2 separate regions of the Homo sapiens genome follow, and region 1 is linked to region 2. The links are chromatin loops, found by intact Hi-C in ENCODE. Cell type or tissue: IMR-90. All regions are shown on one strand.

Region 1 (2,500 bases), 160 kb after region 2:
AATGCTTACTAGTCAGTGTTTCCCTTACAACGAAGAAGAAAATTAGAATAGGATGATTACTGGCCACCTGGTTAGTTAGACAATAAATCTCAATTAATCCTATTTTAGCTATAATTATCAATTCTATGACATTTGCCTTTTACAAGCGCATTAAAATTACTGATTAAAAAGAGCTAGCCCAGGCTGGGTGCAGTGGATCACACCTGTAATCCTAGCACTTTGGGAGGCTGAGGCAGGTAGATCACTTGAGTCCAGGAGTTCAAGGCAAGCCTAGACAACATGGCGAAACCATTTCTACAAAAATAGAAAAATTAGCTAGGTGTAGGGGCACACACCTGTAGTCCCAGCTACTTGGGAGGCTGAAGTTGAAAGATCACCTGAGCCCAGGAGGTCAAGGCTACAGTAGCTGAGATTATGCCACTGCACTCCAGCCTGGGCAACAGAGTGAAGCCCCCATCTCAAAAAAAAAAAAAAAAAAAAAGCTAGCCTAGGACACTGGAGCAAGAGCTCCTTCTGAGTTTATCGTCAATAATCCTTTTTCAATGCAGTGGTTCAAAGATTCTCCTATTTGTATTATCAGCTTCCACTTTATAACTTGTCCTCAACTAAGTTTTATATATGACTTGCTGAAGATTCAATGTAATCATGGTACTTCTCTTATATATCAGTATAAAAGCAAAATCAGACAAAAAAAAAAGAAAGCATTTTTGTTCCTAGTGGACACATGCTGGAGGCTACTGAACACAGTACTTTTGTTTCTAGTCTCTTCAGTAATCCATGCTATAATGCTGTAAAGAAATGTCAATCCTACTGAAATTTCTAAATCCACCTTTCTGAAAACTGGGATAAACTGCTCTTTTTTTCTGGAGTTTCTCCCATTTTGCATACCTTTGCAAAGATAATGTGATCACATTGCTGAATTTTTTTGTAACTTGGTATAAAACTCTTCTAAGCCTACAGATATTAACTTCAGAGAAATCTCCATCTGTAGCTTTATTGTTCAGAAGTCCATTTCCATAGTGTACCTTCAACAATTATTCCCTCTATGTCCAAAGCTGCTTTTTACTAGCAATTGTTCAGTAGCCTTGTAATTTCAAGGCTTCAGGTAGGATTCCATTTCTAGAACTTAATCAGAAAATTTAGGGCCTCAAGAAATCTAAAATGAATAACCTGCTTATATATTACTACCAAAGGAATCTTTCTCTATTGTCCCTGACAAATGTTCTTCTAATCTCTGCTTACCTATCCAAAGTGACAGAATGCTTATTACCTTCTAAAAAGTTGTGAAATTAAGACAACCCAGAAATGAAGTGTTTGCTAAATTAACTTTCAAGATCCTAGATATTATATATGTACATATATATATTTACCTATGACATGTGTTCAGAAATCTGGCTGCATTTATCCATGAGGATTATGACTGGGTTATATGAAACTAAGAAGACTTAGTAGAGTTAAATTTTCCTTGCTAATTGTTAGAGCAGCTGGAAGTCTCATCTTGGCATCAGTATATGCCAATCTTTTTTTTTTTTTTGAGACAGGTTCTCACTCTGTTGGCCAGACTGGAGTACAGTGGTGCAATTACGGCTCATTGCATCCTCGATCTGTAGGCTCAAGTGATCCTTCCACCTCACCCTCCCAAGTAGCTGGGACTACAGGTTCACACCACCATGCCTGGCTAATTTTAATTTTTTTTGTAGAAATGAGGTCTACTATGTTGCCCAGGCTGGTCTCCAACTTCTGGGCTCAAGCAATCCCTACCTCGGCCTCCCAAAGTGCTGGGTGGGATTTTAAGTTAGCCCATAGACCACCTTTGGAGAGTACTCCTAGATTACCACTGAAACAAGTACACATTTAAAACATGGGTTAGTAATTATTTATCATTGACTTTCTAGCGTGTGTTAACAGACTGATTTCATTGTTAATTTAATTTAGTTACCTATGTTATTACTAAATGGATAATAAAGGTTGATAGTACAGGTAGTCTATGAACTGAATAAGTAAATATCATGCGACAAGTTTGACCCCATTATCTGAACCATTAATTGATTCCTGCAATGTATAGAAAAGATAGGTTGTGGGGTTTTGTTTGTTTGAGAGAGAGTTTTGCTCTGTCGCCCAGGGTGGAGTGTAATGGCGCGATCTCGGCTCACTGCAACCTCTGCCTCCTGGGTTCAAGCAATTCTCCTACCTCAGCCTCCCAAAGAGCTGGGATTACAGGCATGTGCCACCATGCCTGGCTAATTTTGTATTTTTAGTAGAGATGGGGTTTCACTCTGTTGGCCAGGCTGGTCTCGAACTCCTGACCTCAGGACCTCAGGTGATCCGCCTGCATCGGCCTCCGAAAGTGCTGGGTAAGATTACAGGTGTGAGCTACCACACCCGGCCTTATTGCTAGAATTTTAAGGTGTGTGTGTATAATTTGAAAGGAGTTTCTTTCAATCTACAGAAAAGCAGCTCCTGGGCTGCATTTTTATTTTAAAGAGGAAAGAAATGGGTT
Region 2 (2,500 bases):
TGCCTAGATTAACGTTAGAAAAAGAATTTGACTCTTTATCTTTCTGAATCCATAGTCAGTGTTTTTCTCACTATATTCTATTCTTTTTATTTACTTTTTTTTTTTTTTTTTTTTTTGAGACAGTCTCACTCTGTCACCCAGGCTGGAGTGCAGTGGTGCAATCTCAGCTCACTGCCACCTCTGCCTCCTGGGTTCAAGTGATTCTCCTGCCTCACTCAGCCTCCCCAACAGCTGGGATTACAGGTGTGTGCCACCATACCTGGCTAATTTTTGTATTTTTGATAGAGATGAGGTTTCACCATGTTGGCCGGGCTAGTTTTGAACTCCTGACCTCAGGTGACTCGCCCACCTTGGCCTCCCAGAGTGCTGGGATTACAGGTATCCTGACTCTATTGCTTTTATTTAACGTTTTGATAACTAGATCCAAATTGTTCTTTAAAAGAGAAATGCAGACCACGCACGGTGGCTCACACCTGTAATCCCAGCACTTTGGGAGGCCAAGGTGGGCGGATCACTTGAGGTCAGGAGTTCAAGACCAGTCTGACCAGCATGGTGAAACCCCATCTCTACTAAAAATACAAAATATTAGCCGGGCGTGGTGGCAGGCGCCTGTAATCCCAGCTTCTCAGGAGGCTGAGGCAAGAGAATCACTTGAATGCAGGAGGCGAAGGTTGCACTCCAGCCTGAGCAACAGAGCGGGACTCCATCTCAAAAACAGAGAGAAATTCAGTTTAAGATGTATTTTGTAATGCTAAAACGAGTTAGTGCTATTTGTTAATCTTTTATGTGCATAATGTCACTTGTTTTTAAATGTTTGTTCATAAATATTTAATGTTCGTGAGAAGTAATAAAAGTCCCATCATCCAGCAAATTTTTTCAGCTAAGCGTGTCTTATAATAAGAAAAGCAGAACCTTTTTAAAAAATTTTTAATCTATTATTTCTCACAGGGCTATGGCATTTCCTCTGTGCCATCTGCTTCCAATTCTAAATCCATAAAAGAGAATAGTAATGCTGCCATCATCAAGAGATTTAACCATCACAGTGCCATGGTCCTGGCAGCTGGACTCAGAAAACAGTTAAGTATAAATGCAGAGGTGCAGTAACTGGGCTTTTCAGGATATCCAGATGGAGTTGTGGTGTTGTTTTGCTTGTGGTTTTTAACGTTAACTTTTTTTTCCCCTTTATTTTAAGAGAAGCACAAAATGAACAAACTAGTGAGCCCAGCAACATGGATGGAAATTCCGGAGATGCAGACTGCTTTCAGCCAGCAGTCAAAAGGGTATGGGCAAAAAAATATGAACCATTTGGGGCTCAAGTTTCTCCAAATACTTTATGTGACTGCAAGTACTGTATACGCTTATTTCCTGTGACTCAGTTCTTCTAACTAAGATGTTAAGCATTTGGCTTAAAGTGTATAGCATTACAAAGAGTATTTCCCCAGCTTTGGCTTGCCAGCCAACTTTCCATTGACTCTAGCCTGTTAGCCATTTTTATTGTTTTTTGTTTGTTTGTTTGTTTGTTTTCCTCACATGTACACATACATACAGATTGTTCTTATATGTGATTTTGTTCTCTGGGAATAAAATCTTCATTCAACAGAGGCAATATGACAGAAAAACCGAAGTTTCATGTATATGATTTTTCAAAGAAAGTGAATTGGCCCTCATGTTAAACCTAGCATTTCAGAGCTGAAAGTGTCTTCTCATTAAATATTGAAGAAATCATTTGAGGGTGTGGAGAAGGATGGACAGAATTAGCTGCTTGTGTATTTATTCTTCTCCTGCAACTTTGCCACGCTATTTTGTACCTCCCTTCCTAATTATGATAAAGCTTTCTTAGAGAGCAGTCAGGCAATGTGTATTAAATGTTTAAAGCTTTACACCCTTAGTTCTACTTGTGGACATTTATTTCTTAAGAAAGATGTATACTAAGATTTAGATAGAAATATTCATTACAGTATCATAATAAAGACAGTAGCAAGGATTCTGTTATCTGTGTTGCATTAATACAATAGAGATTGATGCAACTGTTCATTATTTTGAAAGCATTAATGATAATATTGCATCAAAGAGTTCACTGAACAGATTGTACAGTACAGTTTTACACACAAAAAAAATAGTTTGTGAGCTTTAAAAGGGCCTTCAAATGAATATGCTAAACGGTTATCTTTCAATAAAGAGAGTATGGGTAAGTCTTAATTTCTTTCATTTATTTCAGTAATTTAATGTTTTTGTTGTTGTTATTGTTTGTTTTTTTGAGACAGAGTCTTGCTCTGTCACCCAGGCTGGAGTGCAGTGGTGCAATCTCAGCTCACTGCAATCTCGGCTCACTGCAACGTCTGCCTCCTGGATTCAAGCAATTCTTCTGCCTCAGCCTCCGGAGTAGCTGGGATTACAGGCGTGCACCACCATACCTAGCTAATTTTTGTATTTTTAGTAGAGACGGAGTTTTGCCATATTGGCCAGGCTGGTGTTGAACTCCTGGCCTCATGTGATCCGC

Evidence for each region. A loop is a pair of places that touch in the nucleus more often than their neighbours do. Peaks named below come from ENCODE experiments on the same cell type or tissue, not always from the same donor. Only the 100,000 strongest peaks of a DNase experiment are listed, where the experiment ranks them.
Region 1: a loop joins it to region 2, with 2.2 times the contacts of the local background. A loop is called at or near these places in 5 of 110 quality-filtered maps.

Annotation. Positions count from the first base shown.
Region 1 is chr11:18,503,741-18,506,240 of GRCh38, forward strand. The region is part of intron 6 of TSG101 (tumor susceptibility 101); the gene reads right to left. Among named protein-coding and RNA genes, the nearest start is that of TSG101, 22 kb to the right of the region's middle. In IMR-90, no CTCF peak of the experiment used is centred here; no DNase peak of the experiment used is centred here.
Region 2 is chr11:18,346,640-18,349,139 of GRCh38, forward strand. GTF2H1 (general transcription factor IIH subunit 1) reads left to right here. Exons shown (of 15, transcript NM_005316.4): 8 at 949-1,076; 9 at 1,193-1,280. LOC105376577 (a long non-coding RNA gene) reads left to right here and starts at 2,478. Exons shown (of 2, transcript XR_007062611.1): 1 at 2,478-2,500. In IMR-90, no CTCF peak of the experiment used is centred here; a DNase peak (open chromatin) is centred at 1,322; H3K27ac peaks cover 572 bases.